Regions from separate parts of the Homo sapiens genome. Here region 1 is linked to region 2. The links are chromatin contacts, found by Hi-C or POLR2A ChIA-PET in ENCODE. All regions are on one chromosome and are shown on one strand. The core of a region is the stretch at or near the end of the contact, and the rest is flanking DNA. Distances in the headings are between cores, read along the strand shown.

Evidence for each region. Hi-C counts contacts between places; a loop is a spot of excess contacts on that map. ChIA-PET counts read pairs that join two places held with the same protein, here RNA polymerase II (POLR2A). Pooled maps may share reads with other maps.
Region 1: a map of heart right ventricle shows a loop between it and region 2 (2.9-fold over the local background). The contact joins the promoter of FAM240B here to the enhancer-like site in region 2. A Hi-C loop is called at or near these places in 12 of 168 maps with a recorded cell type or tissue (A673, GM12878, IMR-90 and 8 more), 5 of 37 single-sample maps with no recorded cell type and 9 of 50 pooled maps. POLR2A ChIA-PET finds 5 or more read pairs at or near these places in 3 of 52 experiments (A549, AG04450 and IMR-90).

The regions. Positions count from the first base shown.
Region 1 is chr9:38,718,461-38,725,065 of GRCh38, forward strand. FAM240B (family with sequence similarity 240 member B) reads right to left here and starts at 1,673. Exons shown (of 3, transcript NM_001394922.1): 1 at 1,562-1,673.
Region 2 is chr9:38,670,257-38,677,720 of GRCh38, forward strand. No RefSeq gene overlaps it. Among named protein-coding and RNA genes, the nearest start is that of FAM240B, 46 kb to the right of the region's middle. RefSeq lists an enhancer at 2,012-2,655. Within about 2 kb of position 2,200, at least 5 of the 41 ENCODE cell types and tissues checked have a DNase peak (open chromatin) inside an H3K27ac peak, as active enhancers do; they include Panc1 and heart right ventricle, where a contact is called at or near this core.

The DNA of each region.
Region 1 (6,605 bases), core at 423-2,922, 48 kb after region 2:
TAATGAAAAGACAAGCACAGGTTTAGGTCTTGGACTCAGGAGAACATATCTGAATGGACCACCTTAAGACAGACCCTGGAAAACAATTGGCTTTTCTAACTCAAAAAAATACCGTGCTGAATTAATGAATTGATGAGTCATGGCAGGGCCCATAGAGAAGTAACCAATACATTTCTCAGTTCAATTTTGCATCAAAAATAAAAAATAATTATAATTTAAATAAACATAAACATTAATCAGTTTCATTGCATTCTTATGCTAATAGGACATATACATAGTTTGAGATAAGTAAAAAAAAAAAATGTTCAAAGTCCTAACTGTAGATAGTTATTTTAAATGGTCAATTAAAATTTGTTTCTCCTATTTGCTTTGAATGCTATATTTGGCTTAGAGTTACCATATTAATACTAACATACAGTTATTTCTAAAATACATTTTGATGTTTTTTATTTTATGAATTTCATTCACTTTTTTGAATAGTTATTTTTTTTAAAAGAGTTTGGAAAAGATACGTAAGTCTTCTCATCTGTGAGTTGAGGTGTTTGATCTACAGGTTCATTGAGGTCCATCTGGCTCTAATAGTCAGGAAAAAATCATCAGCCTCAAGTTCAAGGGAATAATCTGTATCTTCAAAATTACAGGGGCTTTGTGTTTCAGTTTTTTCACCTTCAAATGAGGGTATCTAGTTGCTTTGCACATATGTGAAGGGCAAATATCAATAATTAGGCTTTAGCAAAAGGAGACTGTTCTTCGATAAATAAGCAATTCTGTTTCTCTGCATCCCCCCCCACCCCCAGCAAAAGTAGTTTTTTCTACAGTGTACATCTCTTGAGAGGATTAGTTCTATTTTCAGTAAAATGTTACCAATTTGGAAAAGTCATAATTCCAACAGCAGTTCTTAAGTTTACTTTTCTAATTAACTTACACTTAAAGAGTGCTAGAACTCACTTTTATAATAAAAATTAAATATCAATTTAATCAAATAACATTTATTGAAGCTTGACTTTGTGTGAGGCTCATGCACTTGAGTCTATCTGATGAGGGGCTAGGGAAGAGTCAACTGTATCAACTCAGACGAAAGGGAATTCTACAGTTGAATTTCCCAGGTCTCAGGTTAGTCAAGTAAAAACCCCAAATTCATGATTAATCACCCCACCATCAGCTTCCTGAGAAGCTTCCATGATCCAGCATCTACAATGAACATTTCCTTGGGACTAAATTATCCATCAACCAACATGAGACATATCTTTATTTTGGTTAATCTCCAAAAAGCCTTGCTCTGTGAGATTTACCCGAATTTCTTGCTTTTTCCACACTCTTTAACATGAAATTTCTGCATCATTGACATTTAGGAAAAGATGGAAAAACATCAGAGATGGAAAAAAATCTACTGGCCCATCTGTTATTCCCAACTGGTACAGCGTAGGTGTTCAAGGTGAAGAGAAAATGAATTCAAGTGGTCAATAAAGGACACACATATAAGGGGTGATGTCTGTTTCAATTTTCAGCCCAAGTTGCAAGATGTTCCCACACTTGACAACACAAGCTCAATGTACTGTACCTTAAAGATGAATTTGCAGGTGATACCCGGCTAGGGTGCAAAGGAGGGCAAGACTCCCGGGCCTGCTCTTGATTCCTCAGGTCCGGCTCAGGAAGGCCACAGATGCTGTCCTGAAATCACATTGTTGCAGCCCCTATATAAGGAGTGGAGGAGTTACAGAAATCCCTTAACCTTTCAAGGTCATTTGAGCCAAATTAGTACCAGAACCAGACAATATCTTTCCAGGGACATTGTAGCCTTCCCTCGTGGTGAGAGATGGCTCTAAACAAATCCCATCTCGTACTACCCCACCCTCCCCAGAGAAGGCGAGCTTCTGTTTTGGCAGGTCCCACAAGTACTATGACTTGGCCTGAACCAAGAGAGATGATTTAGAGCAGAGGCTGGATTATCCATGTGCCCTATTCCCCTGTGACTTGTGAAAAGCCAGTCTCTGCACCTTGGTGTGTAAAGGGGACTGGAATGGTGGGACGAGTTACACTTGGGTGTAACATTACAGGAAGACTTAGAGAGGCATCTGGTTCTTTGGAGCCATTAATCCTTGAATGGAATCTGGTGATGACATATCATGGTCTGCTGAGTTCTCTACCAGTTGGAGCAGGAATTGACCCCGGTGAGTGTTTTCCAATAAAATGCATCCAAGTGAGATCGACTTCTCATTTTAGAGTGGCTCTTATCCCATGATGGAGGAGCACATTTTGTCCTTAGGAAAAACATTTAGAATCCTCACTCATCTGATAACAAAAATAGCTTTGGTTTTTATCAAATCCTTTAACTATGCTACTAATTGCACACCCGTTACTTGGTTCAGTGGAGTATAAATTTATAACTTACATTATACATGTCAAGCTCATCTAATATTGATGTTCAGATGTTATCCTGCTGAAGTGATATTTAATGTTGAGTCTGTGAAAGTGTTTTAATAAGCCCCTTTACATTAAGCTGGATGCCTTATTTAATAGCAGAACCAAATTTTAGAGATGAAATTTTTTTTTTTGGTAAGGAAAGAGAGGAGTTAATTCTGAAACCGTCATGCAGGGTCCCACCTATATAAAATCAACAATTTAAAGAGAAAAAACTCAACAAAAATGTTTCTAAGGAGTATACTGAAATCACAGAAGTGAAGTTATATACATATTTGTATATTTCCACTTAAGAAAATATAGAGAAACTTGAATAATTAGCAGCTAACAGATCACTAGGTGTTAGTTTCCCTTCCTTCGTCCCTCCCTTCCTCCCTCCCTTCCTCCCTCTTTCCTCCTTTTCTTTCTCTCCTGTGAAAGTTATTTTGGCTACATGTGATGCCTCAGCCTTTATTGAAGCCATTAGCAAGACTCCAAGAGAAAGGTTATCAAACTATTTCTTATGTGGTGTTACTCCACTTGGCTTATAGCAATTCTGTAAACACTTACTTAATCTACTAATATAGAATCTTGCACAATTAACAATTTGTTCCACTTTAAGGAATGAGCATTTATGCTCTTCCTAGTTCAAATAAGGTTTTAATCTATAAGTATAGGGATGTCCACATTTTGATCTTGACTTTATCTTTGATTTGATTGGGAAGACAGAGGCCGCATGGCTAGAAAGTGGCAGAATTAAGATTTGAACCCAGGCTGTCCGACTCAAGCTCTTACTAAAGTGAGATGTTCAGCACATGTCTCTGCCCAAGCCCCAAGCACTTCCACTATTCATTCCCCTACCAATACAAGGAGTTTATCTGAAAGAGGAAGAGACAATAGAACATGTGTTCAGGTCAGAGCCCCTGCAAGACCCTACTTCTGGAAGGAGGAGCAGAGGCTGCAAGAGCTGCCCGTGGCCCAGGGTCCCAATGGGTGGAGGAGCAGAGCGGGGAACCCATTAAGGGGAGCTGGTTTCAAGAATTTAAGCAGGGATGCCCCCCCGCATAGCTTTTAGGACAAAAGCACACTTACTCAATGGAAGCTATTATTACCATTATCATCAATACAGTTATTACTACCCCGAGCATTTCTTCTTTCTCCTTATTTTGAAACAGGGAATTTATGCCACTTCACTTTTTGAATTTTATTTTTTTTCCTTCCTGATGTTGCCACCCAAAAGAGAAGGGGAGCCCCAGGGGTTACTGAGCATCTTGTACACTTAGTAGAGGTGTACATACCAACTGGACTCTGGGACCCAAAAGAAGAGATGTAAAGGAGAGAAAAAAAGAAACAGCACAGACAGACAAAATATCTTGTAGAAGACAATCAGGTCTATATTTATTTAAAAACCTTATCTGCCAAACAGGCCAAGGAAAGCCTCCCCAGTGATAGGCACTGCTGTAAACTAGAAACCTAACCCTTCTCCTGAGTACAGAGCCCTGGGAATTTCAAGCTCCAATCTACATTCACAGATGAGCCCCAGGAAGATTCCTTCTGGAAGTAGAGGGTCTGGTGGGGTGAGAAGGGGGTGACAATGATGTACCTACAGGCCTGTGTGGGGAGGGAAGAAACAGGAACCAGTAAATAGAGAACTGGAGGTCTCTTGCTGGATGTTTCATTCCAAACTTCTTGTTTTCACATCTTGCATTGCAAGATATAATACCAGTGGCTTATTGGCCATGGCCTGGACACGTGTGATATGTGGATAGCACTTGACCATCCAGCCCTTTATTCCCATCATCATGGAGCTAGTCTGAGGTCCAATTCCTTTGTGTGTGTGATGACCAGTTCCAGTATAGCTGTGAGGTATGTGTATTAAAATCTGTACCTGGGATTTGTTTTAATCAAGTGTAGTAAGACATGCAGATGCAGAAATGACTGTCATGAGGGAAGAAGTTCATATTTACAAATCCCTAGGAAGAAGAGGTACGGCCATCGTGCCATGCAGGGGCATGCGGCAAGCACCAGGGTTGGTCAGGAGGCAGAGAGAGGCAAGAGGGGACAGTGTGGACCAGAGCCTTTTTTGGGGTTTTTGCAGGAAGGGATGGGTATGGTGACCTTAGGATTGACAAGTTTGAATAACTTTGGTGGGCTCTGGGCCATAGGGTGGTCTTTATTGCCTGGTTCCTGGTCCTGGGTGGCTTAAAGGAAATACTGGCTTGGTGTGGAGAGTTTGGGGAAGGAGATAGTGGGGTGTGGGCTCTGGACTGGTTGACTTGCATATCACAGGGGTGCTTGCAGGGAGACACGTGCTATCTCCAGGAATTAGCTTGCCCTGGAGGGGCAGGTTCTCCAGGATCAGGGCTCCAAATGTCAGTGCACACAGAATATGGAAAATAAGACATTAGAGTTGATGCGGTCTGGATAACTGCTGGAAGGCCCTCCTGGATGGCATTCCCATATCGGTGTCACCTCACTGTCATGCTAGCTCTGTCTAAGGCAAAGGGTGCCAGCAGCCCTGCCCCCCAGCCTGCTGTGTCCTGGGTGCAGCTAGCCACTGTGAATGGTCAGGGGAACCCAGCCATAGCAGTGTCTAGATAAACCACCACCTGGGCAGAGTCTGACTCTGAGACCCTCCTGTCCTCTTCTCAGGCACCCCCTCAACCTTCATTTCTGTTTCCTCTGGCCTCCTCCTGATGGCTGTGCCTTCCCAGGTGGAGACTCCTGGGGCCTCTTTTCTCTCTCAGCCACTAAATCCTGTTGATGGTGTCAGCTGGGTGACACAGATATCTAGGCGTTCGAAGTTAGGCCCCTGGCTCTGCCTGGGCTTGTAACCTTGTGGAACTTTCTCATGTATGCATAGGCGCATTGTTTTTTCTTAGAGGGTTCATAATTTTCCTTAAATCCTCAAAGGGCTCCATGACTCTAAGAGGTTTACTATTAACAACAACAGCAATGATAACACCGAGCATCTCTGGCATATGTCCTATGTTCCAAACACTACTTTAAGCCCTTTGTAAGTATTAACTGTTCTCATCCTCACACAACCTTCTGAGGCACAGCGAGACTAAGGAACCTGCCGTCACACAGATCAGCAGTGTGGCTACAGACCTGGGAGCAGCAACTGTGGCCCTCAGGCCAAATCTGGCCCACTGCCCTTTTTAAAATATGAATTAATCATCCAGGTGCGGTGGCTCACGCCTGTTATCCCAGCACTTTGGGAGGCCGAGGCGGGCAGATCACGAGGTCAAAAGATCAAGACCATCCTGTCCAACATGGTGAAACCCTGTCTCTACTAAAAATACAAAAATTAGCTGGGCGTGGTGGCACATGCCTGTAATCCCAGGTACTCGGGAGGTTGAGGCAGGAGAATTGCTTGAACCCATGAGGCGGAGGTTGCAGTGAGCAGAGATCGAGCCATTGCACTCCAGCCTGGAGACAGAATGAGACTCCATCTCAAAAAAATTAATCAATCAATTACTTTTACTGTGACAAGATACGCATAACATAAAATTCACCATTTTATCCATTTTAAAGTGTACAATTCAGTGGTGTTTGGTACATTCACAATGTTGTGTAACTATCATCCCTGTATGATTCCCCAACATTTCCATCATCCCCAAAGGAAGCCCTGCACCCATTAAACAGTCAGTCCCCATTCCCTTCTCCCCCCAGTCCCTGGCAATCACTAATCTGCCTTCCGTCTCTATGGATTTACCTGTTCTGGATATTTCATATACATGGAATCATAAAATATGTGACCTTTAGTTTCTGGCTTCTTTTGCTTAGCAGAATATTTTCAAGGTTCATTCATGTTGTGGCATATATGAGAGCGTCATTCTTTTGGTAATAAAAAATATAAAGTAGCTGTGAAGTGTTAAAATAAGTTTAGTCTAAAGCTGTCTCCTTACTTATTTTAAATTGGACCTAAATATTTCTTCGTATACAGTGACCTGTTTACTAACTGGGAGTGTCAACCGATTGTGAACTACTCTTGTACCAATCACTTTGTTTCAGCAAATCACAGACGGCCAACTGTTCAAACCGTGTTCAAATAAGGCAAACACCAAGCTGTAACCAATCCAGCTGTTTCTGTGCTTCACTTCCGCTTTCCATCCATAAATCCTCTTTGACCACGCGCAGCACCGCAGCTGCTCTGAGCCTATTCTGGTTCGGAGGGACTTGTAGGGAGTGGTGGGGGAGCT
Region 2 (7,464 bases), core at 950-3,449:
TCTGTCACCCACGCTGAGGTGCAGTGGCACCATCTCGGCTCACTGCAACTTCCAACTCCCTGGTTCAAGTGATCCTCCTGCCTTAGCCACCCAAGTAGCTGGGATTACAGGTGTGCACCACCACACATGGCTAATTTTTGTATTTTTAGTAGAGACAGGGTTTCACCATATTGGCCAGGCTGGACTTGAACTCCTGACCTTGTGAGCCACCCACCTCGGCCTCCCAAAGTGCTGGGATTACAGGTGTGAGCCACTGCACCCAGACTGAGCATTCAGTGTTTTAAAAATTAAAACAGCAAAGGATATTTCATTATCATTTGTATCTAGTGGGTATGATCCCATAGGAAAATTAGAAGGTGATGTTTCTTGCTGTGGGTTACGAATTCCCAGGAAATGGATGGGCTCTTCTGAGACAGGGACAGTCTGCACCACTGGCCATTCCCTTCTGGGAACAGAGCCTTCTCCACAGCAGGGCAAGCCCTGTGACTAAAGCACTGCTTCATCTCTGTTAGCCAAGCACTTAACGCTGTATCAGAAGATATTACAAGCTAATGATAAATGTGCCAAAGCCTGCAATACTTTAATCACTATTTCTCAGATTTATGTAAAAAGCAATTAAGGAAAGCTGTGAAATAAGAGCATAAATCACTAGATGAACATTTGACATTTAGTGCCCCGTTATGAGTGATGAGAGAGCACTCCAGCACTGGTTATTAGTGGACTCTTAAAGCAATCTCAAATTATGTGGAATTCAAATTCTGCGGAGTAATTAGAAATCTAAATAGGAATAAACTTTTCTCATTTAAGATATTTATGACTTAACTATTATTGAATTACCTATGAGCAAGAGCTGGGGAGTAGAAAAAAATCCCTTTCATGAACAGCCCAAAACAGTAAATAAGAGCAAGAGATGAGAAGTAGTAATAGGAACCAAAGGCCAAGACTTTTCTCCATATCACTCAACCACAACCCATGCCATTTAAAAGTTTACTGAGAGGGTATTGCACACCAGAGTTTAACCACCTTCTATGTTAGCCAACCCTACGCTGTTCTTTAATTATACACTGTAATTAGTACACTAAACACAATGTCTAGTAAATTAAAAAATAAATTCAGGTCTTAAGATACTTGTATCTGTCTTGGTTAAAGTTCTGAGTCAATTATTTGATAAAAGGGTGAGGAGCCTGCTTTTATGCTCAGCTGGAAGAGCTGTACATGTCACATGAAAGTACTCCATACACCTGGCATAGGCAGGGCCTCAGACGAATGAGCAGTCATGGGCTTCTCCAAACCAAACAACTGGGCCCTCACCTCCTCCACGTGGAATTCTTCTCACGCAAATAGACACAGGCCTCATAGCAGAATGGCAAAATTCTGAAAGTGTTATCTCAAAAGACCAGAAGGGGACATGAAAAAGAGGTGAACCGAGGCTTGAAAAAATGTCACAAATGGTGAATAGATGAGATCAGGGTGAAACAATGCAAATGTTACTGGAAAACAATAAAAGAAATGTTTGGTGAAAGAAAGTCTAAAACTCATTTCCTATGATATCTCATAGAGACTGTTTACTGCAGAAAATAGCTCAGGAAGTCATCGGTCAGGGAATGATCACTGGAACACCTCACTTTTTTGGAGATGACCTCTGGTAAGGACCAAGTCCTCTCTCGTGTTTGCTCTCATGACCCTCCCCGTGGGGGCTAGAGACTCTTCTTACTCTCCTACCTGTGGGAAAATGACTCACCCCTAAACACTTGGTGGTCAGGTTTGAAAGCCACACAGGCAGGCAGAAAAGTCATGGCAGGGGCACTTCAAAATAAATCTCTAAGGGAACTGAAAAAAAAAATTCCGACTAATCGAAGCCCTGAAAAACCTTCTGAATCCTACCCACTCTGCCGATTTTCTGAGGGAACCTCAGAAAATTAAGGATGTAGAAGCGGAACTCAAATACTGTTGCAGCTCCTCTTTTGGAAAAATCACTCTTTGCTGTAAACTTTCATGTTCATGGGACAATCCAACCAATATTTTAATGCTAGTAGCAATCACGGGACAAGCAGTTCCACTCGAACGTTCAGAAGCCAAGGAATAATGGCATGCCGGCTTCGATGCCTTCTGTCCTTGTTTACATAGTAAACGAGACTCTCTTAACGGCCCTTGGAAAGATGCCCTTTCATATTTGACACTGAATTCATCTGGTGCAAATAGAAAACCTTGAGGAAATGTGAGCCTGCCTTCCCCAGAGGTCAGCGCTTGTTATGTGAGCGCTGAGGGCCCTGCTGCCCCCTGCTGGGTCTGTACCCCGCAGAGACGCTGGCCACACCCAGCAGAGCCAGCTGCTCTCGGACCAGCTCTTCAGCCGGATCTGTGGTCGCCTCTGAAACCGCAGGCTCCCTCTGTGATGGGCTCGCCAGGCCCTGCTGCTCCTCCGGCTCACGGAAGTGCCCTGTGGTGCACGGGGTTTTCACTCCAGAGAGAGCCGGGGAACCCCGCCCCCATCAAAGTTGAAGTGTCCTCTATCCAAAGGAGCTCCTCTGCCAGCTTTTTTTTTTTTTCTTTTTTTCTTTTTTTCTTTTTTTTGAGATGGAGCCTCGCTCTGTCGCCCAGGCTGGAGTGCAGTGGCGCAATCTTGGCTCACTGCAAGCTCCGCCTCCCGGGTTCACGCCGTTCTCCTGCTTCAGCCTCCCGAGTTGCTGGGACTACAGGCGTCTGCCACCACGCCCGGCTAATTTTTTGTATTTTTAATAGAGACCGGGTTTCACCGTGTTAGCCAGGATAGTCTCCATCTCCTGACCTCAAGTGATCCACCCACCACAGCCTCCCAAAGTGCTGGGATTGCAGGTGTGAGCCACCGCGCCGGGCCACTCCTCTGCCAGCTTTGCAGACCACTGCCTCCCTGAAAATCAATCTGACATCCAAAACGTGTATGCTCGACAGTGTTCTGGTGTGTGTTTTACCACTTTAAAAACAAGAGTGGTCCAAACATCTACATTAAGGACTAACTAGTAAATTGAGACTTGCTCTCTGAAACTCCACAGTTATGGCCCTAAAAGTTCCCAAGGCAGGGCCTTGCACTTGGCGATGGGAAATGTAAATGAAATGTGTACGCTCAGTGGTTTTCATTGACTATTAGGCTTATGGCAGATAGTCTCTGCCAAGTTATAGAATTAGTATTCCTTCTCCAGATTTCTCCCTCTCTTACACCTGGACAACTGGAGCAGAATTCATAAAATTCTGTGCTGAAAAGGTGAATGTGCTGAGAGAAGGAGGAGGAAGAAACAGTCCCTCTATTTGTTCAGCCAAATGGCTAAACGCACCGTGACGAAAAGCTGGGGACCGAAAATGAGCCGCTTCAGTTTACGTGAAGCAAACTAACATCTTAAGTTACATTCAGCACAGACATATCTGCTGCAGTAATTTTTAAAAACCGTACAAAAAGTTGTTAGGCAATCGTTGCGAACACAATACAATGAAAAGAGCGCATGCCCTAAGTCATGGCTCAGTCCTGGGCACCAAAGCCAAGCTGTGCCATCCCCGGCAAGACCTGGAAAGTCTCCCGGCCTCAGTGTCCTCCTCCGTGAGGCCTGGATGTGAACCTCACAGGGCTGCGCTGAAGAGTAAATGTGATAATGAATCTGAGGACACTTTGTCAGTGCCATTCAAAAGTTCTTGTTTTAAAATTTATTGCTTTTGAAGCCATGTGAATTGGCTGTTGAGATATTTAAAAATTCTCACCACATGTGGCAAGGTTTATAGAGCCCTGAGTTACAGAATGCCAATTCACAAATGTCAGCCACACCCGGCTTTGGGGTGGCTCCGTGCGTCTTTGGCTGTGAGAACTGTACTCTCTGTACGCTGCTGTATTTGGTGCTGCTGGTGCCTAGGCTTCCTCTCTCTTCTCCCTTCCATTTCTCTTCAAAACCCCTCTCCCACTCTCCGCCACCATAGCACAGAGCCATGCTTCGGGCATAAGGTAATTAAATAGACTTTTGGAATTGACCTAAATACTGAAGCAGCGAGCACAACTAAGGTTTCATGTGAAAAAGTCTCACAATTCCCAAGGAACTGACAAACATACACATTTGAAGATCAACATATTTGGAGATTGAAGACTGCCTGGACAATATTTTTCCATGTGTAGGCCTAGCACAATTTGCTTTTTTTTGTAAATTAGATAAAGAACCTTCACAGCTAAAGACAGTACTCTAGCAAATGCTTAAAGCTATGACCAAGTAGCAAAATCATGAGTCGTGATTCTATTTACTTTTCTATATCCAAAGCTCAATCAAACTAGGAGCAGAAGAAAGCTTTCTCAATCCGATAAAAGTTATCTATTAAAAACTCTACAGATAAATACAATGAAATAGTGAACACATTTCCCCCTAAGTTGAGAACAAGACAGGGATACCCACTCATACCAGCTCTATTCAACCTTGATAGTACAGTAAGTCAAGAACAATAAATGAAAGTTACAAAGTCTAGAAAGGAAGAATTAAAGCTGTCTTTATTTGCAGGTGATAACGGTGTACACAAAACATTCAAATTCAGAGACTCGCATGGTGGAACTTTCTGAGGTGTTTCAAACATTCCATATATTGACCTAGGTGATGGTTACACAGGCATTTACTCATGTGAAAAGTCACTAAGCTTTACACTTAAGATTTGTGAATTTTACTTGGTATAAGTGTACTTCAAAATAAGTTATAATGGTTTAAAATCATTGGCCTGAAAATATAACCACTGATGGTTTCAAAACATGTTTGCAAATTATTTGATGCTCCTCCTTTCAAAACGTGGACTGTAACTCCCTCCCCTTGAATATGGGCTGAACTTAGCGACTCACAGCTAGTGAATAAAGGTGGTGGAAGTGAGGCCATGTGACTTCTGAGACTAGGCCATCAAAAGGATGCAGCTTCCACCTGGCTCTGTCTCTGCCAGGATGACACTCTGTGGGAAGGCAGCCACCATGTCATGAAGACTCTCAAGCAGCCTTGGGGAGATGCACGCTTGATGAGGAACTGAGGCCTCACACCAGCAACCAGCAGCATTGTGCCGGCTGTGTGAGCTCGCCAATGTGCAAGTGGATTCCCTAGCCATTCAAGTCATCAGGCCCCGGCAGTCCTGACTTTTTGACTGTAGCCTCATGAGAGAGCCTGAGCCAGAACCACCCAGGGAAGCTGCTCATAAATCCTTGCCCCACAGAAAACTTTGAGAGGTGATAAATGTTTATGGGTGTTTTAAGCCGGAGAGTTTTGGGGGTAATTTGTTACACAGCCATGGATAATCCTTGTCTTCAGAGTTAGTGATTATGTTTGAATCGGATGCTTCATGACTGGGAATGATTAAAATGTTAAAAGTTCTATATATCTTTTATTCTACTCTGCAAAACAAGCTTCAAGTGCTATGTATAAGGCATTATGTAAATTAAAACATACCAAGTCCTGAAAATGTAAAAAATGCAAGTAATGTTATGTTGTTCGTTTACTAGATGCCCCTTTTCACTTTTGGGCCCCAAAGCCTCTAAATCTGGAGAATGTGGGTGACTTTGGAATAAAATACTAAGAATGCAGCAGCCATAAGAAAGTGACATTCTAAGGAATTTTCCCAGGATAGCGAACCAAGCATGACAACTGAGGCCTCTTTTGCCAAAGTGACAGTGTGAGAAGGAAGAAGGAAAAGCCTCTGAATGGTTGTATTTTGGTCTCATTATACTACTTTGTTCTTCTAAGCTAGATGTCAAGTCCTTATAAATCCTCTTCTGATTTATGCTCTTGAAGCAGTAGGAAGTCAGGTTTGAACTCACCAAATGACAGAGGGTTTGATGAGCACAGCATCCCCATCATTCCAGCTGCCTCCCATGCTGGCCACCGGGCTGAGGGCACCTTCCACTTTAGGAACTGGTCAGAGCTTGTGTTGCTGTTGTTAGAAGACTCAGATCCTCCCCCACCACCAAACTCTCTACATGGAAGAGCACAGCAACCCTTCTCCTTACTTAACTCAGTACAGAAAGACAAGTTAATTCCCAACACAATGCCCAACTTTGTAGCTGGGCACTGCCCTTTCAGATTAGCTTAAAGAAAGTTGCATGGTTGCTTCCAGTTCCATGTGCTGTTCCTCCTCAGTGCTGCTTTCCCACCTTTCCACTTCTGCAATTTCAACAGTAAGTTTGTTAAGTGAGCCCTCTAAAATGCATGGTCATGAATAATTTTAATAGTAAAATGGGGCCGGGCGCAGTGGCTCACGCCTGTAATCCCAGCACTTTGGGAGGCCGAGGAGGGTGGATCACGAGGTCAGGAGATCAAGACCATCCTGGCTAACACGGTGAAACCCTGTCTCTACTAAAAATACAAAAGATTAGCCAGTCGTGGTGGCAGATGCCTGTAGTCCCAGCTACTCGGGACGCTGAGGCAGGAGAACGGCATGAACCCGGGAGCTTGCAGTGAGCCAAGATCGCTCCATTGCACTCCAGCCTGGGTGACAGAGCGAGACTCTCTCTCAAAAAAAAAAAAAAAAAAAAATTGTAAAATTGTTTAAACTATAGGTGCTAGAAATAAGTAAGCACTTGATAATGGATTCGTTGCACTTAAGAATTTCCCCTTAAAAAATCATTAGCATTTCTCTACAACCACTGGTGGCTCTTTTTGTTGTTATTGTTGAGATAGGGTCTTGCTCTGTCACCCAGGCTGGAGTGCAGTGGCACGATCATGGCTCACTGCAGTCTCGACCACCCAGGCTCAAGGGTTCCTCCCACCTCATCCTCCCAAAGTGCTGGGATTACAGGCGCGAGCCACTCTGCCTGGTCCTCTGGTGGTTTTCTAAGGGCATCGATTTTTCCCGAAAAGCAAGGAAGAGTCAATGAACAGGAATAAATACCTGAACAAACAGAGCAGTCCTCTGTGCCTCAGGGAGATGTGATCCCCAACCGTAGCATGTTCTTGGATGCCTTTACACTTACAGTGTGTCCTCATGTGAAGTCATCATGTGAGAAAACACACACCTGAAAGGAAAAATGAGCATGTACAGACTGTAAAATGCAGAACTCACTGGAAACTATTCTTAAGGGGACAAAGTTAAGATTCAACAATAAAACCATTAATTTAAAGGAATACAAAAGCAGAAGGTTTTTATGTCAGGAGAAATAATTGTATAAGTAGGGATCAGAGTGAAAATCAAGAGTAAATAATAATTACAATGATGGTGAAAATGACTTTTTAGCAATCACAAAAAGAACAGAAATCATTATAAAACACTTCCCCCACACCCCAAATTGTTTGAAATCTTCTTGGAATCTGGTGGAAGGTGAGACTATGGAGGTAAGATGAGGGAGTCCTGGGAAGATTTCTTTTCCAAACAAAGGAGCTTTGGAAAACCTAAAAGGAGGCAGAGAACAAAAGTTTGGGGGGATGTGTGTTTGTGTTGCTGTGTGAATAAAGCTGAGTGCCTCAAGGGCTGCTGCAGTTGGAGTCTGAC